Linked DNA regions of Homo sapiens: region 1 is linked to region 2. A link is a loop called in an ENCODE intact Hi-C map of the cell type or tissue named here. Cell type or tissue: chondrocyte. All regions are shown on one strand. Links, peaks and the distances in the headings refer to the core of each region. The heading gives the core; the rest is flanking DNA.

Region 1 (12,066 bases), core at 8,956-11,455, 53 kb before region 2:
TATCTTTCTGCCATCACAAGGGAGGACCCTGGACCCCACTACTTGACCACAGCTAATCGAGTCAGAAAGAGACACCTGACCCAGGCTGAATGTCTCTCCTAAGACTCAGGAATCAGGATCTCCAGAGTCCAGGTTAGTGACTGTTAGGATGGGAAGAGCAGATTGCAGCAGAGAAAGCTGGTCTATGGAGGGCAGAAACATAAGGCAGGCTGGCTGAGAGCAGAGATGTAGGGCCCAGTAAAAGAGAGAGGCTTGGGTCGTGGCACAGTGGGAAGGTGGCCATCTGCAAGCTGGGCAGAGAACTCTCACCAGGGACTGAATCAGCCAGAAACTTGATCTTGGACTTTTAGCCTCAAAAACAATAAGACATTTCTGTTGTTGAAGTCACCCAGTCTGCGGTATTTTGTTATGACGGCCCTTGAAGACTAATACACAGGCAGACAGTGCTAGAAAGCTCACTGCATCACTGTAACTGCAGAAAACAAAACAAAGCCAACCGCCCTAAATGTCCCTCATTGACAGTGGGTGTATGAGGAGGTGACTGTCCTCCTGGCTGCTGGTACTCTGGGGAGGCGGCTTTGGTGCTCAAGCCAAGAGATTGAGGTTGAACTCTGGGACTCCCAGGAGGGGCTGATTTTCCTGAGAGCCCCGTGAGCAAAAAGTGGTAAACGTTTTCTGTAAAGAACAAGATGGTAAATATTTTAGGCTTTGTAGGCTATATGGTGTCTGTCACAACGACTCCACTCTTATGTTGCAGTGTAAAAGCCACTCTAGACACACAAATGAATGGCCATGGTTGTGCTTCAGTGAAATTCTGTTTATGAAAATAGGCAGTGGACTAGATTTGGCCTCTGGGTTATGGTTTGTGTGATGCCTGGCTTAAAACAACAATCTTCTTTTTTTTTTTTTTTTTTTTCAGAAAATTGAAATTCTGACAAGATGTGATGGGGAACGCTTGTCTCAGCTGCATGTGGCTTTAGCTGGGGTGACCTGCCTGGGGTCTGGAGGGTCTACTTTCAAGATGGTACACTTTTATGGCTGTCAAATGCTGCTGGCTGCTGGCTGGGAGTCTGGCTGGAGCTGTGGGTTGGAGGACCCTGTATCTCTCCTTGTTGGCACGTCCAGGGGCTGCTTGAGCTTCCTTACATCATGGCAACTTGGTTCCAAGCTTGAGCACCCCAAGAGCATGAGGCAGAAGCTGTGTTGCTGTTTATGAACTGACCTTTGAAGTCACATCCTGTCACTTCTGTGATAATCACACACTGGCCCAGATTCAGGGGAAGGGAATGCAGAGCCCACCTCTCAACAGAGACCTAGAAACGCCCAAATGGCAGTCCCACTTTGCTCCCCCAAAGCACTCCCTCAACAGGAGGGGTGTCAACACCACACTGGAAGAAGATCACGTGGAATGGGGGATCTTGTGGACATTTCACAGTGTTATGGTAAACACAGGCAAAGACAAGAAGGCAAGCACAGATAAGTTGATCGTGGCTCAGTTCTTTGAAGGAGATTAATAGGCTTTTGTGGGGATGCAGGGGGAGCTTTCTTTCTGCACTAGTCAGGAAGCCTCTCTGGAGCTGAGACCAGAAAGCTCTACTGTCATGGGAAGAGGCACCAGGCAAAAGAGACAGCAAGGACCCATGCCTGGAGGCCAGAAAGGGTGCAGGCTGGAAGGCCAGGCAGACTTGGGCTCGAATCCTGCCCAGTCATTATTTTCCCTCTGGCAAGGCACTTTACGTTGGTGGGGAAAAGTGATTCTTTTAAAAAGGAGAGTGTAATTCCAAATCACCTGAGTCCATGAGATGACTAATGTGCTGTCTTCATCCTAGTGCCTGGCTCACATGTGGGTTACAGCTTTTTTACCCTTCTCCCTGGTTTTTGTTTTTAAACGGCTGGGTGGTACTACGTTTATAGGCTTGGAGAGTTTCCTCCAAAGTGAAATCAATACTGCCAGCCCTACTTTATCGGGAGGGCGGTGATTTCCAAATTGCACAGAACAAATGCCTGTAATATCTGCATTTCAGAGACTAGAGCCTGTCACCGCTGGAGTAACTGACTGCAGGAGATGAGAGAGGGTCAGTTGGAGGTGGGGGTCTTGGAACTGCAAGGGAGCGGAGTGTACACTGGCCAAAGGTGGAAGGTGCTGACCAGTAACTGCTTGGAAGCAACCACCGTGTTTCAATAGGATCTCAGTTGCAATCCACTGCTTGTGTGAAGGAGGGCTGCTGATTCAGCAGCAAAATGGTTGGAAATAAAATGGAAGAAATGAAAAGTAGAACATACGAGTGGTGGCAATGTTTATTTCAACAGGCAGAGGGCTGGGTGTCTCCATGCAGGAATCCATGACCCTCCCTGGGGGGCTGGCTTCCAATAACATTACTTCCCACTTCCCGAGCGCTTACTGAGTGCTGGGCGCCTAGCTTTTGAATTCCCACGGTAACCCTATGGGAACTCTGCCATCTCCATTTTACAGATGAGAAAACTGAGCTCAGGGACATTAGGTGACTGCCCAAAGCCATACTGCTGGTGGGCCCCGGAGCCAAGGTTTCGACCCGAATCTCTTGAGGACAAGGTGCAGTTCCTTTGGCCCACACATTTACAACAGAGAAATTTCCATGGACATGAAACAGCCCAGAGATATTATTTCATACCCATTTAGATGAACAAAGTAAAATAAATGGAAAGAAAATCAGAAGTTTGAGGACACCAGTGCTGGCCAGGAAATAGAGAACCACAAACCCAGGCACACTGAAGGGTGAGAGGTCAGTTGCTCCAGGTGTTTGGAAAGCAATTTGGCAGCTTCCAATAAAGTCCAAGACGTAGCTGGTCCAATGATGCCACCGCAGACATTTAGAGAACTTCTGTAGAGGGGCACAGGGAGACAGCGCTAGAAAGCTCAATGAATCACTGTAACTGCACAAAACAAAACAAAGCCGACCGCCCTAAATGTTCCTCATTGACAGTGGGTGTATGAGGAGGTGACTGTCCTCCTGGCTGCTGGTACTCTGGGGAGGGAGCTTTGGTGCCCAAGGCAAGAGACTGAGGTTGAACTCTGGGACTCCCAGGAGGGGCTGATTTTTCTGAGAGCCCCGTGAGCCAAGAGTGGGGACCATCCTGATTCTCTCGGACAGGGGAAGATCTGAGCAGGGCTCCTGGCTGATTGGAGGCTCCGAATCGCACCTCTTCTCCTGTCCTAATCTCAGGCTCCAGGCCTGGCTTGCAGTTTCTGGCTCACCGCGCTGCGGTCACCGGCCCACACTCCCAGGAGCGAGGACCCTGGGCAGCCTCCACACCCCCATCAGCCCACTGCACCGGTCTGCTGCCATTTCCCGCACGCATTTCAGGAGGGCTGGGGACGCCGGCTTCTGCCTGAGGATTTATGGTCCAGGAAATGCATTTTAAATGGATCCCAGGATGCTCGGATCCAAGAATCAGACTCTCTCTTGTGCGTGGGAAGAGGGGCGGAGGGTGAGAGTATGTCTGGAGAGAGACCTAGAAACGCCCGAATGGCGGTCCCACTTTGCTCCCCAAAAGCGCGACCGTTCCCCGAGTGGGGGGGCGCTACCTGTTGGCCAGGGCGCAGGGCGCACGGAATTCGGGTGACTTTGCTCCAAGATACACGCGTGTGTCCCGACTCTCACTCAATTTATAGGGGAGAGGGACTCGCCAAATCCCTGTTTTCTGGGGTAAGCCCCCCTCCCCCCACTCTTGGACCCAAGCTGCCCGGAAGGAAGAAGGAAGCATTGTTTGTCACCGGAGAAAACCACCTGTGGTTTGCAAAGGGCCTCAGTCGAGTCAGGGGCAGGCGGGGCAGATCCGAGCCCGGCGGGAGGGGCGAGGCGCGGGGGCGGGCAGGGGCGAGGGTAGGGGCGCTCAGCTGGCAGGTCCTGCTCTGCAGGCCTCACCGCCCAGCTCCCGGGAGGGGGCCGAGGGCGCCCTGAGTGCTGCGCGCCTTCCCATGACGCAGTTCCTGTGCCTTTAAATCCCACTCCCGGAGGGGGCGGGGGCGCCCCGGCTGGACCCCGGTTTCCAGTCCGGCGGGGGCCCCGGGGAAGCCCAGGGCGGGGAGCGCGGGGCTGGGGGCGCGGAGGGCGGGGCGCCCGGGGTCCCCGCCCGCGCGCCGCGCCCTAGCCTGCTGGGCCGCGCCCCTCTTGGGACCGCCGCGCTCCGGGGGCGGGGGCGGGGGCGGGGGCGGGGGGCGGGGGGCGGGGGGCGGGCGGGGGCGCGCGGGCGGGCGGGGTGCGGGCGCGCGCCGCGCGGCCCGAGCGCGCGAGCCGGGCCCGGAGCGCACGCCGCCGCCGCCACCGCCGCCGCCGCCGCCCGAGCCGCCGCATTGCTGCTGCTGCTGCCGCCGCCGCCCCGCGCCCGGCCCGCGGCCCCCAATATGGTGCAGCCGCCAGCGCCGCCGCCCGTGCCGCCGCCGCCGCCCGCGGGCCCCGCCGCCGCCCTCGGGCGCCCGCAGCGCGGCAGCCGCAGGTGGGGGGCCGCGGCCCGGGCCTGAGCTGCCCCCCGCCCGGCCTCGGCGCGGCGCCCTCCCCGCGGGGCTGCCGGCGAGGGGCCCTCTCGCCGCTGAGGTGGAGCCGCGGGCCCCGCCGCCGCCGCTCCTGCCCCCTCCCTCCCTCCTCCCCTCCCCCTCCCCTCCGGTCCTGTCTCCAGCGGGAGCGCGAGACGCTGGTCAGGCTCCGCGGCGCAGCTCGAAAAGGAATAATCGCCCCCGATTGACTGAAATTCCTCCGGAGCCGGCGCCGCGGCCGCCCGCGCCCGAGACCGCGCTCCGGGGCCGCGTCCTCCTCTCCTCCGGAAAACGCTCGCGACCCAGGGCCGCCGGCGGCCGCGACTCTGCTGTGTCGATCGCCTGAGTCCGTTTTCACCGTTTGCGGGATCTGGAACCGAGTTACATGCATGTCCAGTGGGGGCAGGTTTAATTTTGACGACGGAGGGTCCTACTGTGGAGGCTGGGAGGACGGCAAGGCGCACGGCCATGGCGTCTGCACCGGCCCCAAGGGCCAAGGCGAATACACCGGCTCGTGGAGCCACGGCTTCGAGGTGCTGGGCGTCTACACCTGGCCCAGCGGCAACACGTACCAGGGCACCTGGGCGCAGGGCAAGCGCCACGGCATCGGCCTGGAGAGCAAGGGGAAGTGGGTGTACAAGGGCGAGTGGACGCACGGATTCAAGGGGCGCTACGGGGTGCGGGAGTGCGCGGGCAACGGGGCCAAATACGAAGGGACCTGGAGCAACGGGCTGCAGGACGGCTACGGGACCGAGACCTACTCGGACGGAGGTAGGTGCCGCGGGCCGGGCCGGGCCGGGGCGGGAGGGACGTGCTTCCGATCGCGCCCCTTCTGTGGATCTCTGGGGAAGTTGAGCTGCGTCCTCCGGTTGGGCCGTGGGCACCAGGGGCCTTTCCCGGGCTTCCCTGGAAGCCACGGCGGCTCCTGGCTACAGGTTGCCCCGCTGCCTGGTGGGGACAGTGCCCCTGTGCCAGCTGAAGGGTGTTGGGGGCTTTCCAGGGGCAGAGCCAGGCGGGGCCCAGCAGAGCCTCCGTGCGTCGGACACAGCAGGCCGGAGACCTGCGGGAAGGGCCAGGCTGGGCCCGCGGCCCTGGGGAACCCAGCAAGGGCAGAGGGGGCTGGGAGAAGGGCCCCTCCCCTTGTTGGCTTTGCCCCCCACCCTGGAGGCCGCCCTTCGATCAGGCCCCAGCTTCGCTTCTGGTGTTCCTGCGGCGCCCGAGGGCCTTCCTCAGCCCCGAATCTGCCCAAGCCGAGAGAAAGGGAGTGATGGGGAGCGCTAGGGGCGGGGGATGCCAACCCGAACCAAAACAGCCAGGCAGTACACTTCTAGGTGGTTGGACGCGGACTAGCGCTGTCGAAGCAGGCTGCTGGAGGGAGGAGGGAGGCCCATCTGCTCAGTGAGAGCCCAGGAATCTCGTCTTTCAGTGGCTGCATCGTTTTCACCATTAGTTGAGGGAATCGATCTGTGCCTTCATTCTAAGATGCCACCGCATTCGGGGCAGAGCCGGGGCCGGAAGCCAGGGAGCTGCCTGCTGCTGCTGCTGCTGCTGCTGCTGCTGCTGCTGCTGCTGTAAGATGGTTTCTGTGCAGGGAACCTTGGCCGGCTCTGCAGCTGCCCGCCTGCCTGGACTCTCCGATATCCACTCCTCAGTGCACCTGACACGCATGGAGCCGGTCCTTTCCTGGAAGCCAGACCCCAAACAAACTGGCTTCCCCGACCAGTCCACTCCCATGTGGGAGCTTATCCTCAGAGGCACTGGGTCCTCTGCCTCCCTCGGGCGGCTCGCCTGTTTCAGGCATGGATGCCTGGGAAGGGAGTGAGACGCAGCAATGACTTGTGCTTCTGCCGAGAATAAAAATCCTGAGCGTACGTGTGCTCTAGTCCTCCCCGCCCGCTCGCTGCCTCCGAGTCTCATGAAGAAAGCTCGGAACACCTGCTCCACGGCCACATCCAGGAGTGGCAGGGGGCTGGAGAGTAATTATTATTTTGGCTTATGCAACTGAAAAGCAGGGTTCGTTATTACCCGAAGAGGAGGAGGAGTCTGGGGCAGTTAATTATATAATGCTCCTGCCTGTCAAAGCCGTGCCCAGCCCCGGTCTCAGGCGGCCTTTTCTGTGCCGTTGTTGTTTTCATGGAGCAGGTTGGAGAGCTTCCCTGACCCTGGGGCGCTGAGGGCCGGGCGGGAGCAGACGGTGCTCCCTTGGTTCCAGGCTGTGGGCCTGTGTGTGTGTGTGCGCGCGCGTGCAGGCACAGGGAGGCCCGGGCAGCAGATGTGGGTGGCTGAGACAGGCAGGCAGCCTGGCGCTTCCAGCTGGGCTGTTTGGAGCCCAGGGGCTGCTATCACCCCCAGGCTCTGGCCAGGAGGCTCTGCAGACCTGTCCTCCAGAGGTGCTCCTGGCTGAGCCTGCTCCAGGAGGACTGTGCAGGCCGGGCTCACGCAGGGCATGGGGACGAGAGGAGCCAGGGCTTTCGTTGTCTCTGAAACTCCTCAGAATATCTGGGGGTGAGGCTGAGCACCCCACTCTGCCCACGCTCCTCAGACATCTCCAGAGTCCTGAGGAATCATTTCTTTCATTCAACAAATACTGATGGAATGTTTGCTATGAGCCAGGTGTGCCAGGCTCTGGGAAAACCACACTGAGCAAAGCAGACAGCCAGGTGTCCTAGGCTTTGGAAAAACCACACTGAGCAAAGCAGACACAGATCTTTGCCCTCACGGAGCTTACATTTGAGGGAGAAGGAGCGGCGATTATGTTGTGACTTTTTAGGGAAGAAAGGATCTGATTCTGTGGCTGGCCGTGTAGTTTAGGATCTGACGGGTTAAGGGGAGAGATGTTTTTCTCTATAGGTCCACTTCCCTGGGCTCTCCACTCCAGCCAGACAGCTCCCTCAGCATCCTGCTCCCCTAAGCCCTTCCCCTCCTTGTGGTCCTGCCTGATCATGTCCATTCTACAGATGAGGCCAGTAAGGCCCGGGCTTTGTGATTCAGGAGTCCCAGCCTTTGGCTGCAGGGATCCCCGATCTGTCTGGGACCAAACCCCCCTCGTTCTTGCATCACATTGCCGGAAGAAGCCCAGATTGTCAACATCCTCTCAAGGGGTATGCGGTTCTTAGCTCTCCCATAAGCAAAGCCAGGCAGGGATGCAGATGGGGAGCTTCATGGCCGGCTCTCCCTTTTGGTTGGCAACATGGCATGACAGGAAATAGAATTGACCCTTCTGGTCTTGAGGACTCGGGCCTGGACATCTGGGCCACTTTTCTGGAGGGCTCCCAGCTTCCTGTTGGGAAGGGGGTGATTATGGCACTGAGTGTCCCCAGGCAGCCCATGGAAGGAGCCTGCAGGGTGTGGGGATCGCCAGAATGGGGCAGAGACCTCCATGCCTCCTTCCCAGTCAACTGGTGGGTGGTGACAGCCATGTCGCAGTGAGGAAGGAGTTAATGGCCCCAGCTCCACTCTGACTTTTCCTTTGCACAAGAAGTGGGGGAATATTGGGCAGCCATCAGCGAAGCTCTGGAACCTCAGCCCAGCTCTGGGCGCTGACTTGGGGAAATGGCGATTTTCATGAATGATGCACCAGCGGCCAGCGTATTCCACATGTAGCTGGAATTGGTGTGGAATTTCAGCTGGGGACACCTGTGCCAACTCCTCCTCCTCCAGGTGTGTCCTCCCCTTAGGGTACTCCCTGATTGAGCTGAGTAGCTCCTACCGTCTGCATGGTGAGGCCTGGGGGTGTGGGGTACAGGCACACTTGCTTCCAGTCACAACCCCAGCTTGCATCCTGGGCTTGAATCCCTGCCCTACATGCCCTGTTTTGTGACCCTGGTTGGATTACTTAACCTCTCTGAGCTTGTTTCTTCATCTTTACAAAAGGTTGATAACAATACCTGTAAGGTGGGTGAGGATTAATTGAGAATGGTGTGCGTGGCTATGCCAGGAATATAGTAAGCATACATTATTATTTACCGTTAGTTTTTTCATTACAGTTTCCAGGCAATGCATGTCACTTACAATGATCATTATTAGAACCAACATCTGGACAGGAGACTGGTGATCATGTAAATGATGTTAAATAGCAACATTAGATACTTACTGTCTGCCAAGCATGTGGCAAGTGTTAAATGAATTACAGCCCTTAATTCTTACACCTCTAGAGGGTGATTTTCTTGTTATTCTCATTTTCCACACTGGGAAGTGGAGGCTCCCAGTGGGTGTGGGTTGGGAGGAACCAGCAGGCGTCACACTCAGGACAGCCATCCCAGAGCCTGGGCCTTTGCTAGGTACGTCGCTCTCTAAATGCCCCTGTGCAAAAACACCTCCTGTTCTTTCCTCTCGTTTATATCTCTCGTTCTCTTGTGCGTACAGTGGCCCAGAATTGCAGGTGAATGCCCATGCACAGACGGGCAAACCCATACACTGCCCAGGACCCCTGGCCCCCTGAGGCCCACCATGCATGCCGGTGCTGCACCGCACAGGTATAGATCTTTCCTTCGGGTGCTGTGTACACAGAACCCCTCGAATCGAAAGTTACCCCCTCCAATAAGCCCTCCTACACCCTGAAAGATATGAGTCATCTCACGCCCAAGCCTCTCCCCCTCATACTCAGGTCCCGTTCACCGGCCCAGATTCCTCAACCCACACAAATCACACACACCCACAGTCGGAATTCAGATCCCCCCAGGCGCCTGCGCACACACACGCGCACAAAACACCTGCCACCCGGAGACATTTTCCACCCCGTCCCCCAGAACGCAGCCACTGCGCCCTTGCGGCCTTGCTTGCTCTCCACTGGCCAAGGACTCTGAATCTCCACCAGGCCTGTAAACGGGGAGCTCAGATGACAGAGGCAGTGGTGTGCTTCGTTTCCATTTTAAACACACGTTTATGCTGTTAGTGCCCTTTTAGGGAGAAAAATCCCTCATCTCAACAAAATAAACTACCATGGGGCGTATGCTTTGTGCTTGGCTATGACTATGACTATGCAACAAGTAATTTCTTTTTCAAATGAGTGCCCAGGTTAGAAGGAATCAGGTTCATTGGTGCGGAGATTATGCCAACAGAAACTCATTTCAGAAACAAGAAGCAAGCCCTGAGCAGTTGGAGACGAAAGCGTTTTCTCCGAGATTCTCTTTCCGCTACTTCGGGGGGCGGGTGGTGAAAGGCTCCGTAAGGTGAAAAGAGAAAGGAAGAAGCAAACAGCTATTTTTTTGTTGCCAGTTATAGCTGAGAAACAAATGTGGCTGAAGGGCACCCCTACCCACGTTGGCCGTGAGGCCGTTTGATGGGCTTTGTGTGAGGAATCCTGAGATGAGCTGGCCGGGGAGTGAGGACCGGCACCCGCCTACAGCAGCGATCTGGAGTAGTGAGTGAGCAGCCCCAGCTGACACAGAGAAGGAGAGAGAGAACTCTGACCCCTTCTCTTCTGAGGACACCCAGCCGGAGAGAGCAAGAAGGGGTGGAGTGTGGGGGTGGGGGCAGGAGCCTCTGCTGTTCCTTTCCAAGACTTTTTCTTCCTGTTTTCCCCAAGCCTCCACAACTCTAAATATGACGAGCTCTCAACTGTGAGCTAATAATGTTGAATGTAACGCCCTTTGTGTCCTTAGATGACAAAAAGACTTGTGAGTACTAGAGGAGAGGGTGATGTTGGTGTGAATTTTCCACATTGGTCCGTGTCTCCGTGGACTGGCCGCTTCCCCCGCTGGTAGCTTCATGGCTGTGAGAGGCCATGCGGTGGATGGAGCCACCGCTGCACTGGGGTCCTGGCTCGAACTTGAGTAAGGTGCTGTCTTCCAAGTCTGGAGAGGAGAGGAGGAGAGAAGAGAGGCAGTCCCTTCAGCACCTTGGAGAGCGCTCCCGGCTGCCTGCCTGGGTTGGGTGGACGGCTGGACTCACTTTCGCTCTAGGCATCCTCTTCAAGCCAAACCATCTCTCCTTGCCAGTGACCGCCTGGTCCCGGACCCTCCAGCACACTCAACCACCAGAAGTGTGCCTATGCCTGTGCCAGATGTGGGGGCCACGCCTGCGATCCCAACACTTTGGGAGGCCGAGATGGGAGGTTCACTTGAGCCCAGGAGTTTGAGACCAGCCTGGGCAACATTGTGAGACCCCCGTCTCTACAAAAAATACAAAAATTAGCCAGGTGTGGTGCTGCACGCCTGTGGTCCCACCACTCAGGAGGCTGAGGTGAGAGGATCGCTTGAGCCCCGGAGGTCAAGGCTGCAGTGAGCCAAGATGGTGCCACTGCACTCCAGCCTGCTGACAGAGCCAGACCCCATCTCAAAAGAAAAAGAAGAAGTGTGCCTGGTCCTACTCAGTCGGTGCATGGATTCCATGCTCCAGGAAGGGCTGCCACTTGGCATGCCTGCCTATGTTTTCACCCCTACCCTGTCAGTCCTTCCTGAAGAAGTGAGTGTCTTCTGAGGTAACATCCTCTGCTGGTCAACTGGGAGAGCAGCTCCCAGCTTGTGGAGGTGGGTTTGGGGGTGAGACTTTATTTTTTTGTTTTTATTTATTTATTTATCTGTTTTGAGATGGAGTCTCACCCTGTAGCCCAAGGTGGAGTGCAGTGGAGTGATCTTGGCTCATTGCAACCTCTGCCTCCTGGGCTCAAGTCATTCTCATGCCTCAGCCTCCCGAGTAGCTGGGATTACAGGCATACACCACCACACCTGGCTAATGTTTTGGGTTTTAGTAGAGACAGTGTTTTGCCATGTTGGCCAGGCTGGTCTTGAACTGAACTCAGGCGATCTGCGTGCCTCGGCCTCCCAAAGTGTTGGGATTACAGGTGTGAGCCACTGTGCCCGGCCTAGGGTGAGACTTTAGTAAGATGTATAGAAGTTGCTCTGAAGTCTAAGGTGTATTCCTGCCATAGGATATGTGTGTTCACTTCTCTTGGAGCATAACAGGGGTCATAGGTGCACAGCCGAAGGCAGGCAGAGGAATGATTTGTCTGTACCAGTCAGTGAAACTGTTTCACCACCATTCTCTTTACATCTGCCTCAATGGGTGAGTCCTCTAGACCAATGGTCCCCAACCTTTTTGGCACCAGGGACCTGTTTCATGGAAGACAATTTTTCTACCGCCCAGGGTTGAGGGATGGTTTTGGGATGATTCAGGCGCATTCTATTTATTGTGTGCTTTATTTCTATTATTATTACATTGTAATATATAGTGAAGTAATAATACAACTCACCATCATGTAGAATCAGTGGGAGCCCTGAGTTTGTTTTCCTACAACTAGACGGTCTCATCTGGGGGTGATGGGAGATAGTGACAGATCATCGGACATTAGATTATCATAAGGAGTGTGCAAACTAGGTCCCTGGCATGAGCAGTTTCCAGTAGGCTCTGCATTCCTATGAGAATCTAATGCTGCTGCTGATCTCACAGGAGGCAGAGCTCAGGCAGTAATGCAAGCGTTGGAGAGCGGCTGTAAATACAGACGAAGCTTCACTTGCTTGCTTACTCACTCGCCACTCACCTCCTGCTGTGTGGCTGGGTTCCTAACAGGCAACGAACCAGTACCAGCCACATTTCACGGGCTCAACAGCCAC
Region 2 (11,658 bases), core at 315-2,814:
AAAAAGGATGATTTTTAACCATTTTTAAGTGTACCGTAAGTGGCATTAAGCATGTGGTGCAACCATGACCACCATCTATCTCCAGAACTCCTTTCACCTTGCAGAAATGACACCCTGGACCCTTGAAACACTAACTCCCCCTCCCAGGTTCCCTCCCCCAGCCTGGGGATTAGGCATCTAGCAGCTGCTGTCTGGAGAGGGATAGCATGGCCCTGCTCCGTCCCTTCTGGGCCCGTTGAGCTCTGCTGTGAAGGGGATTCCTTTCCTTGTCCCTGTCACTCCTAGTGTGGAGGTCGGGGGTACCAAGCCCCAGCCCTGCCACCTGGAAACCCTGGGAAAGCAGCGTCACCTCCCTGTGCCTCAGTTTCCTCATCTGTAAAGGGGAGCTGAGGACAGGACCTGCCTCCGAGCCTGGGGAGAGACGGCAGTGCACAGGGACTAGCTGTGCGTCTCAGTAATACGGAGAGAACTTTGCAGGCCAATGGCGTCCCTCTGAGAAAGACTCTCCCTGGATTCTGTTTCAGAGAGTTGAGCTTTTCCCCAGAGCAGATGCTTTGAAACTGTCTCAGGTGGACAGAGGGGGCTGCAGGGAGGGCACAGAGGACTTCCTGGGAGTGAGGTTTCCTGGGATTGAGTCCCAGCCCTGCTGTAGGGCTGGAGTGAAAGGGGCCTCCCCAGAGAGCCTCTCCCAGGGCTCTGTCCCCAAGTGGCCAAGCTAATTCGGTTCCGTGCTCCCCTTTTGCCCACCCCCACCAGAGGCCACAGGCTGGACTGGGCGCCACTGCTCATGCTTCTGTCCTGGGATAGCACAGACCAGTACACCAGGGTCTGGCACATGTCCGTTGTAGTCACTGCAGCCCTCCCAGTCTCCCCGTTTTGTAGAGGAAGCCACAGCTCGGGGCAAAGCCGCACCTCGCAGTGGACAGGTGAGTCTCTGCCTCCCCACCAGCTGCCTCTTCCACAGATGGACCCCCAATCACACTGTCATATCGCCTGTCTGAGCCTCACTGTGCTAGTCTGTAGGAGGGGGCACCTCCTCTTGGGCCATCCATATAAGGCTGGAGACAAACAGCTCCACCCAGTTATGGGAGTCCCATGCCATCCAGGACACATCCAAGTGGATCTCTCATAGCCTATCATGGTTCCTCCAAGACTCAGTTTTCTCATCTGTCCAGTGGAATGACAATGGTACAGGCTGTGAGAATCCCTTATCTGAAATGACTGGGATCAGAAGTGTTTCGGATCTTGGCTTTAAGTTGTAGAATATTTGTATGCACATAATGAGATATCGTGAGGATGGGACCCAAGTCTAAACACGAAATTTATAATACATAAGTTTCTGGAGGCTCCAGGGAGAATGTGTTCCTTGCCTTTCCCAGCTTCCAGAGGCCGCCTGCGTTCCTTGGCTCGAGGTCCCTCCTCCACCTTCAGAGCCAGCGGGGCAGCCTCTCCTCTCCTCTCCGACCTCCTGCCTCCCTCTTACAAGGACCCTTGTGGTTCGGGGTCATCTGATTATCCACCCAGATAATCCAGGGTCATCTCTCTCTTTCCTGATCCTTAACTCAGTCATATCTGCAAAGTCCCTTTTGCCACATAAGGGGACACATTCACAGACGGGTTCTGGGGATCAAAACAGGGACATCTTTGAGGGCTGTGTTTCTGCTGACCACGCTCTCCTCTGGGCCTGCCCTTTGCATCTGCAGATAGCAGTGGACTCTCTTTAGGGGGAGCAAAGCCTCCCGCTCTGAGCATGGGCTGGACTTTGGGGGTCCAGGACTGGGGAGGGGTCGACATTGTAGGTCACCACCATGTGTGACTGTCCAGGGAGGCTGGGGGATGAAACAGCCGAGGGTCTGACTGGGGGAGAGCCGAGAACACACCCCACTTTATCCGGAAGGCCAGCCATGTCTGCTCAGAGACGAAGAGTCACGGGACAGCCCTGTCCAAGAGCAAAGACCCGTCCAAGAGCAGGGTCAGCACCTCGGAGAGTTCCCCGCAGGCCGCCACGGGGCGGGGAGAGAATTCATGGGGCTTCGACTTAGAAGGGGAACATACAATGCTGTGGTTTTCACTGCCTCTGGGTGCAACTCAGCATTTCCCCAATTACGAAGCCAGGGCCTTGGCCCCCAGCAGGAAGCCTGGGGTATTTCATTGCCTCACACTCACGTCCCATCTGCTGAGGGGCACGTACGCCACCACTACTCCTGAGTGGCAGTTGATTTTACGCTCACAGATTCGTCCTGTTATTTAGTATGTTAATTCAGGCGGCTATGCATGGTTGTCTCACAAATTTGATTTTTAAGGAATTTAACATTTCAAAATACTTGGTTTCCCTTGTAACCCCTCACCTTTTATTTTCTGTACCTACGGTCATCCCTCAAGAGGGATCCGTAGGCCTCCCCTGCCTGCCCTGGGCACAGGGACATCCCGAAGCGCCGGTCCCAGAGCCTGGGCTCTGCTGCTGTTTCTCTGTGACTTGAGGCAAGATATCCTACGCTGCCGAGATAGCAGCCCCTCTGCCTGGGGAGGTGAGTGTGAGGAACCCGGTGTACTCTGTCGATGTTTAAGGGTCAGTGGGCGCCGAATGAATGGTTTCTGTCAGCAGCACATTCTGCATCTCCCAAAACCAAAACCAAAAGGACAGCCGGATTTTCCCCTCTGCCTGACTTCACTAGGCTCGCGTCTGATTTTTTTTTTTTAGCACCGTCAGCATAAGGGCCTGGGTTTATTTTGTGGTTGTTTATAGTGGAATTGGGTGTAGTGTCCTGATTTGTTTTCCAGGATGTTCGTTTTGGGGTCAAGGGTCTTTGGGGTGGATGAGGCGGGAGAACCAGGCTTGAGTGAGGCTCTGCCCTCCTTTCCTGGCCCCCTGGTGGCCCCTCCAGAGTCTGTCCCGGCCATGGACCCCAGTCCCCGCTGAGCCATGCGGAGAGTTTGGGAGAAGTGCATACCTGCCTTGGGGGCTTGACTGGCAGGCTGCTTTCCTCTGGCTCATCTTGAAGTTAAAATGTAGCTCAGACCCTCCTCAGCCCCCACGCAGGGTTGCAACCTCTTCCGTCTGTCTCCCTGTGAAATCCACCTTCCAGGGGGCAGCCTGGGACCTGGGATGGCCCTCCCTACCTGAAACCTTTCAGGCCTTCCACTGCCTGCAGGGAAAAGCACCGGCTCCTTTCACGGACTTCCAGCACCCCTTCGGGGCTGCTGCTGCCTGGTTGGTAAGCCCTGAGCTCACTAATCTCAGCCGTCACATGCTGTTGGGCACCAGCCTGTCTCTTTGGACCATAAAAACGCCATGTTGGGTTGGCAGGATAAGTCGGCAAGTTTTGATCCAGGGCTACAGATTTCCTGGTTGTATTGTTTCAAGGTTAATTTCTTTCTTTTTTTTTTTGAGATGGAGTCGCGCCCTGTCACCCAGGCTGGAGTGCAGTGGCACAATCTCGGCTCACTGCAACTTCCGCCTCCCAGGTTCAAGCAATTCTCCTGCCTCAGCCTCCCAAGTAGTTGGGACTACAGGCCTGTGCCACGTGTCCAGCTAATTTTTGTATCTTTAGTAGAGACAAGGCTTCACCACGTTGGTCAGGCTGGTCTCAAACTCCTGACCTCAAGTGCTCCACCTGCCTTGGCCTCCCAAACTACTGGGATTATAGGCATGTGCCACTGTGCCTGGCCAAGGTTAATTTCTTGATAGAGTTGGACAGTCGGTTTTGCTACAAAGCTTGTTTTGAAAATGAGAGTTGGTTCCAGCATGATTGATATATCAGGGAACAGTTTCAAGATAACACAAGTTTCCCGTTTTCCTTTGTGAGATTTCACCCACCAGAAGCACTGGGTGAACACAGCCACTGCCCCCAGCTGGCCTGATGCACCTGTGTTCACATAGGAACACATAGGATGCATACGCACCTCACACAGCCCCAGCCGCCCCAGGGACCCCATCCTCGTCAGGGCACAACTTCCCCGTCTCCACTGCCCCGTCTCTGCCACTCTGCACCAGCTCTCCAGCCCACCTCCCTCGGTAAACTTACAGCGTTTTCAAGCCCAAGTGCCGTGTTAATGTGTCTCTGAACCCCTTGACATGTGAAGCTGTGCTGCCGTTTTTATTAGGGTTTCTGTCTGTTTTGAGTGCCCTTTCCCTAACCCCATTCCCCAACAAGCCCTGTGGTTTTGACTGTGCGGTTTTGCATGCAGTGATTTCTAGGAATGCAGACGTCGAGTTGTGGTGGAATCGACTCTTCTGTGCTCATGTGAGGGAATGGCCTTGTTTTGAGGAAATATGCGCTGAAGTACTCAGGGGTTAAAAATCATATGGCCAGCTGGGCGCGGTGGCTCACGCCTGTAATCCCAGCACTTTGGGAGGCCGAGGCGGGTGGATCACGAGGTCAGCAGATTGATAGCATCCTGGCTAACACGGTGAAACCTCGTCTCTACTAAAAATATAAAAAATTAGCTGGGCGTGGTGGAAGGCGCCTGTAGTCCCAGCTACATGGGAGGCTGAGGCAGGAGAATGGCGTGAACCCGGGAGGCGGAGCTTGCAGTGAGCCGAGATTGCGCCACTGCACCTCCAGCCTGGGCGACAGAATGAGACTCTGTCTGAAAAAAAAAAAAAATCATATGGCCCGTCAGGCGCGGTGGCTCACGCAGTTTGGGAGGCTGAGGTGGGTGGATCACTTGAGGTCAGGAGTTCGAGACCAGCCTGGCCAACATGGTGAAACCCTGTCTCTACTAAAGATACAAAAATTAGCCGGGCGTGGTGGCATGCGCCTGTAATCCCAGCTACTGAGGAGACTGAGGCAGGAGAATTGCTTGAACCTGGGAGGCGGAGGTTGCAGTGAGCCGAGATCGCGCCATTGCACTCCAGCCTGGGCAACAAGAGTGAAACTCCGTCGCAAAAAATAGTAATAATTCGTCCGTCTCCTCGGCGAGTGGAGGCTGGGGCCAGGGTGGAACAGGAGCTCCACGGTGAGCCACCCCGGAGTGAAGGCCACTGGCCCTCCTTATCCTTGCTGCGGTGTGGGGGTGTGGGTGTATGACCCACAGCTCACATGTGGAAACATGGAGGCCCCGGGGCCTGTGTGACTTGCCCAGGGTCCCAGCTAGCAGGTGGCAGAGCAAGACCTGTATGCAGAGGCCCAAGGAAGCGTCATGAGGACCCAGGTCACCAGTGCATCTCCAGGGTGAACCTGGCCCCTGCCCAGCGCATTTGCCTGTCCCCTGAAACCGCCACCACACAAAACCATGTGCATCTTCAGAGCAGGAGGCGTCTCCACCATCTGTTTGCTCCCGTTTGACAAATGGTCGGTGCTCCTTGAACGGATAAACAGGAACCATCCGGCCCTCTTCCTTGCCGGAGCTCATCCCTTTGACTCCAGGGAGGGAGGTCATGAGCACCACAGTCTTTATGGGGGAGATCACTGGCCTGCCCCTGGGCGGAGAAGCCAAACTAGAACCTTCTCCCCAGGGTGAGCTCACAGGCTTTTCCCATCCGGGACCCCTGAGCCGATTGGCTGCCCGGGACCTGCTGTTATATCGGGGGCTCCCATTGCAAAGCCCCTGCGTGGGCTGGCTTCCCCGGGTTTGGTTTCTCCCCATTGTGCAGGGTCTTGGGGTAGGGTCTGAGCCAGGTCACCCTGGAGAACCGACAGCACCGGCCCAGCCCCGCTGTGACCTGCTGACCCCGGACCCCGCACTTTGCTTAGTGCTTTAGGTCTGTAGGAGTAATCTTTGGAGAATCGTGATTCTGGGACCCGAGCTCTGAGGGAACAACCTCCTCTGAGCCTCCCAAGGCCCCCCAACATTGTGGGGTGAGCCCCACCTCACAGATGCTGAGACAGGCCTAGAGGCGTGGCGCTCCCAGCCCCATGCCCCACATAGCTCTAAGGCCTGGCCTCACTTGCAGGTGAGGGTCCTAGGAAGCTGGGGGTGGGAGCAGGCCTAGGAGAGGCACTCAACAACCACGGCTCAGCATGGTCTAGAACTGCCCCCTCTTCCTCCCGGCTGCCCCGAGTCTGGCTTCCGTCAGACCCAGCCTCCTTCCCCAGCCCATCCCTCTCCCTCTTTGATGAGGCCGATGGGGCAAAGACCTTTGCTTCCCAGAATGTTCTGTCCCTGGTTGGAACACTGGTCCCTGGGACACAGCCCTGTCCTCAGCTTTGAAGTCAGTTCCCATCGCTGCCCCCCAGGTAGCTGGCTGGCTTCTGCCAACCTCAGCCTGGTCGCAGCTGGCACCTCCTCACCAGGTACTAAACCAGGGTGTGCAGAGGCCCGCTCGATCCATGGGGCAGATCAGCAAATGGTAGTGCAGGATGCCCCATCATATGTGAATATCAGGTAAATAACAGGTACTTCTTTTTTTCTCTTTTTTTTTTTTTTGAGACAGAGTTTCGCTCATTGCCCAGGCTGGAGTGCAGCGGCATGGTCTTGGTTCACTGTAGCCTCTGCCTCCCTGATTTAAGCAGTTCTCCTGCCTCAGGCTCCCAAGTATCTGGGATTACAGGCACCTGCCACCATGCCCAGCTAATTTTTATATTTTTAGTAGAGACAGGGTTTCATCATGTTGGTCAGGCTGGTCTAGAACTCCTGACCTCAGGTGATCCGCTCCCCTCGACCTCTCAAAGTGCTTATATTACAGGCATGAGCCACCGCGCCTGGCCTATTTTTTTTTTTTTCCCTTGGCAACAGGGTCTTGCTCTTTTGCCCAGGCTGGAGTACAGTGGCGCAGTCATGGCTCACTTCAGCCTCAAATTCCTGGGCTCAAGTGAGCCTCTCACCTTAGCCTCCTAAGCAGCTGCAACTACAGGTGTGCACCACCATGCCTTACTAATTTTCTTTAAAATTTTTTTGTAGAGATAGGGGTCTCCCTATGTTGGTCAGGCTGGTCTCAAACTCCTGGGCTCAAGCCAGAGAGGGGCTGGCCTGGTGCTCTGGGTTCTCCAGACCCCCTCCTGCCTTGGTCTCCCACAGTGCTGGGATTACAGGATGAGCCACGGTGCATGGCCACCTGATGGATAATGTCTAATATAAGAGAACCCCTAATTTAGCTGTCCCTGTACCCTTGTGAGGTGAGCAGTATTGTTGCCTACATTCTATAGATGGGGAAACAGAGGCCACAGAGGCCTAGCAGCCTGCCTCGTCACCGAGTGGGAGCTTGGCAGGGCTGGGATCTGAACCCAGGCCGTCGGCTCCTGGGCCTGTGTGCCCCCTCCATGACCATATCAGCTTCCTACAGCTTCCATGACAAAGCACCACAAAACCGGAGGCTTAAACACAGAAACGCAGTCCCCCAGCTCCGGGCAGAAGCTCGAGACGAGGGTGTGGCAGGGCCGTGCCCCCTCTGCAGCCTCTGGGGAGGGTCCCTTCCGGCTTCTGGGGGCTGCCGGCCTCCCTGGAGTGGCCACGTCACTTGTTGCTGCTGTCTCCCTCGTCACGTGGCCTCTCCTTCTCTGTCTCTTAGCTCCCTCTGCCCCGTCCTGAGCACAGCTGTGATTGCATTAGGGCCCACCTGTATAACCGAGGATGCCCTCTTCTCAAGAGCCGTACCTTGATCTCATCTGCAGAGATGCTTTTCCCGACGTGAATGGAATATTCTGAGGATTAGGACGTGGACCTACCTTGTTAGGGGCCACCATTCAGCTGACTGTCTTTGCCAAGCACAGGCAGTGGAGACTGTGTCATGCTCTGATCCGAACAATCGTCCTTCTGTCTGCCGCCCGACTTCCCCAGCCCTGTTCAGAAAGACAGAAGGAACTCCTGCCCCACCCTAAGCTGAAGTCGGGAGCGTGAGGACCCTTTATCTGGTCTTTGGGGGCCAGGTGGGTTCACGGGCACAGGACAGCATGACAGGCAGGGCCTGGCATTGGGACACCTGGGTCTTAGTCCTCACCTGTGACAGCGGGGGGTCTTGGGCAACGTCCCACCCCTCTCTGGGCCTTGAAGATGAAGGGGTTAGATCCTGGCCTCCCGGAGCTTCCCCTGGTGTAGGATCAACACACTTTTTCTGTCAAGGACTAGAGAGTATTTTAGGCTTTGCTGGCCCTGTAGTCTAAGTCACATACTCTTCTCTGTCTGTTTTTGTTTGTTTTGTTTTGTTTTGTTTTGTTTTTGTTTTTCCTACAACCCCTTTAAAATGCAAAACCCGTTCCTAGCTCCAGGCCATGGCTGCCATTGGGCTGTGTTGAGCCTGTGGCGCGTGCACAGGCCCCTGCCCTTGGTGGACACTCTGATTCCACCTGCAAATCCTGAGCGCACACCGGCTCTGAACAGGCTCTGTGGCTTCAGAAACTTATCTTCTGGCTTCGTCGATCTGGCTGGTTTGCCCTGGGGATCCCGCATCCTCTGACTACCGTGATGAGCAGAGCGCAGCGCCCGGCTCCGTGGGCCAACTTTTGGTGTCTTGCCCTGCCTGAGCCTGTTCCTCCTTCCTCTCCCTGCCCCTCCAGCCGCTCCGGGTCCTCTGGGAAGCTCTGGCCTCTTCACCAGCCCTGCGCGGCTGCTGGATCTGGAGGCCGGAGCCGGCACATGCGTCTGACAGCAGCGCTGCTGTCTCTTGTTTTTCGTGGTCCATGTTTGGGGGTTACATCTGGGCCTGTCCCTTCTCTGTGTAGCCTGAAGGCAGTTCCCAGGCTTGTGTCCCTCACCTCTCCGCAGACGCCCTTTCCAGATCCTGTTCAAATCCTGGCCCTACTCACGGGAACTTGGGTGAGTCAGTTCCCTTCACTGAGCCTTCATGCCTCCCTGTTAAGGAGAAGCTTCACTCGGCATGGCGTGGCCCGTCACACTCATCCTGCATCTGTTACACCAAATGCAGTTTCCTCTTCTATAAATGGGAGAAAATCACCTGTCCTTGCCAAGGGTCCGGTGGGAATTAAATGAGCTGAGCCAGGGCACGGGTGGAGCTTGCTGAGTGTTAGGTCGTGTGCCTGCTCTTCTTGGCGGAGTCTGGCCAGATACCTCATCTGGTTCCATTGCTGTCAGTCTCTAAATGGGGCCTTTCCTGCCCAGCTCCCAGCCCTGGTGCTCACACCATCACAGGCCAAAGAACTGGATTCCAGACACTGCCTCCTCCACTGTCCCCACAGTGAAAATGGGGAGGGATGTCCCTGTGGAGCCCTAACTGGGACCCAGACAGCCCTACCCCCAGCTCCCACCCCCTCCGGCTGTCCCGGAGGCCGTGCTCCGTGGATCTCCTCTCCCTCGCCTCCACGTGGGCTCCAGGTAGCTGCACACGCATTACAAACATCTCGTTAATCTTCTCGGAGGTCCTGCGAGGCGAGGCCTGTGGTAGCCCTGCCCTTGGAGCACTGAGAATTAGTAAGGAAATCGCCGCTGCATCTCCCGGTGGCACAGGGGCGTGGAGGCGTGGCGGGCCTTCCCTCTTGCACCACTTTGGATCCTGGGTCCTCACAGCAGTGTTCTCTGCAGGGGAGGTGCAGGCATTGGTCTGCTCTAGGGCCAGGTGGTCTAAAAAGTCCCTGGTCAGCCCCGAGTCCTGCAGGAATCTGCATGTTAGTGGGATTTGGGGTTCAGGATGCTTGCCTGCTGGGTAGGATGGGGTTGCTGAGTGAGGCTGAAATCCCAGATGGGATGTCTGGGCTCCTCCATGCCTGACTTGGGAGGGGTGAGAAAAGGAAGGAGACTTGGCCATCTTTAGGCTAAAAGCCTAGTGCTGTCTCACAGGAGGGAAGAGCAGGTCTCTGCAACACACGCCTGGGGTTCCGTCCCCTCTGGCCACTTGTCTGTCACCTTGGACACGTTGCCTGGCAGCCTCTGAGCCTCAGTGTGCTTCTGTGAATTGGGGTGACCCTAGCACGGTGCTCACGACAGAAAGCATGGGAGTGCAGACGTGGGTCAGTGGCCCGCGGTGAGAGCTCCCTGTCTGCCCCATGGTGAGTTTCCACAGCAGTGAGAGAGGCCTGGCGTGTGGGGTGGAGGCCGGGACAGTGTGAGGGCCGCCTGGTCAGAGCGGGAGGCAGGACCCCGTAGGGAGATGAAAGCCAAGCTGGACCCAGGCAGAAAAAGAGGAACGAAGGACAGGAAGTCCAAGAGCAGTCACTGCTGACGTGAGTGCGGCCTGCAGGCAGCCAGTGTGGATGGACTCTCAGGCCCTCCGTTGTGTGTTAGGGGACCGGAGGAGCAGAGAGGTTGCAGCAGCCGGCCGGCCTCTCTCGGTGAGGGCCGGACTGCACATGGGGCTCAGAGGCCGTGGGTGTGCCTGCCCGCCTGTGTCAGCTCCAGCCGTGGGGGCGGGGGTAATCCGAGGCTGCGTCCCGAGGCTGTGGGAGCTCTGCCTTCATCCTTCCATTCACAGGTAGGGACACAGGCGTGGGGATTCCACGGTGCCCTTGAGGCAGCTGTTTCCTAGACCCCCAAGGCCCTGACGGAGACTCCCCCACCCCTCAGGAGCAGAGGGTGAGGCGGGGTCTGCACCGGCCGATGTGGGCAACTGTTGCACCCTCGGAGCCCAGCAGCGAGGGTGGGGGTCTGTGGGGAGTCAGCCGCAGCCACCAGCATTGCTGGAATGTGTCAGAATGGTGGTGCCTCCTGCAAACAACCTTAGCCTCTGTTCATCCTGTCACCAGGGTCCTGGGAGAAGCAAACCCACGTGTGGCCTCTGCAGGGTGGGTGGGGAGGTTCTCCCGGCCAGGCCTGACTGACGCCCCTGCTGCTCCCTGTGGTCCAGCCTGGACTTGCCACCGATTATTCTATCAATGGCACTGCACTGGGCACCAGGATCCAAGCAGTGGACTGCGGGACAGGACCTGTCCCTGTGAGCGGCCTGTCCCTCTCCCCAGGCCCAGCCTCCTGTTGGTTATCCTTCCAAGCCCATGCCTGGGCTGTGCGATCCACCTTTCCTCCAGGCACTCTTCAGGCAAATCTCTGGAGCACCCACTGGGTGCCACACACTGCGGATGGGACGCAGGGTACCGCACAGCCCCGGTCCTCAGGGACCCGGCGGGGACAGCACTGGTGAAAAACCACGGAAGTACATTGATGTGTCACTTCAACAGGGGCCTACGCAGGGGCCTGCCCTGTGCCAGGCCCTGTCGTTGGTTTGTGGGGTGAAGACCCTGTTCCTATGGTGTGGACGTGGTAGAGATCCAGGGGCTCTGGCAGCTTGTATGGGGGAATGGGGACGGGAGGGGGGTCAGGAATGGGCTTCTCGAGAGAAGTGACATTTGGTCAGAGGCCCAAGAGCGGGAATTGATCCTGGCCCTCCCTGAATCAGTGTGGTGTGACCCCTCCCGCCAAGGTGAGGGTAGCAAGGTGCCTGGGGCTGGAATCCTGGGGCTGTGGCCCGTACAGTCGCCCGGGACCCATGCCCAGCAGGGCCCTGCACCCGGAGTTTAACACTGAGGTCCCCACCTTGAAATTCCTAATCATTGAGTCTTTGTAACTTGTGTTAGGGAGTCCAGCGAGACAATGGGGTATGTGCGGGGTCTTTGGAGCTTCAGCCCATGCACAGACACGTCTCTCTGTTCCTCGACTCCTAGCATGCTCTCACCTGCCTGCCCCAGAGACCAAGCCCCACCTGGCCCCTTCGTCACCCCGAGGTGGCGACTGGGTTGTGCTGAAGGAGGGAGGCCCACACGCCACCACTGCCCTCTGACCCGTCAGGGGCCCCGAGGGCCTGGTTGGTCAGGGCTGGGCACTCCACCCACCCCG

The links. Hi-C counts contacts between places; a loop is a spot of excess contacts. Peaks named below come from ENCODE experiments on the same cell type or tissue, not always from the same donor. Only the 100,000 strongest peaks of a DNase experiment are listed, where the experiment ranks them.
Region 1: a loop joins it to region 2, with 3 times the contacts of the local background. A loop is called at or near these places in 4 of 110 quality-filtered maps.

The regions. Positions count from the first base shown.
Region 1 is chr16:87,598,245-87,610,310 of GRCh38, forward strand. It overlaps JPH3 (junctophilin 3), which reads left to right and starts at 4,264. Exons shown (of 5, transcript NM_020655.4): 1 at 4,264-5,284. The coding sequence starts at 4,903. It overlaps LOC124903750 (a long non-coding RNA gene), which reads right to left and starts at 3,939. Exons shown (of 2, transcript XR_007065172.1): 1 at 3,768-3,939; 2 at 2,281-2,861. RefSeq lists an enhancer at 2,803-3,365 and a silencer at 10,246-10,446. In chondrocyte, for the core only: no CTCF peak of the experiment used is centred there; a DNase peak (open chromatin) is centred at 10,367.
Region 2 is chr16:87,659,739-87,671,396 of GRCh38, forward strand. All of the region lies in intron 2 of JPH3 (junctophilin 3), which reads left to right. Among named protein-coding and RNA genes, the nearest start is that of JPH3, 63 kb to the left of the region's middle. RefSeq lists enhancers at 1-54, 2,627-3,577. In chondrocyte, for the core only: no CTCF peak of the experiment used is centred there; no DNase peak of the experiment used is centred there.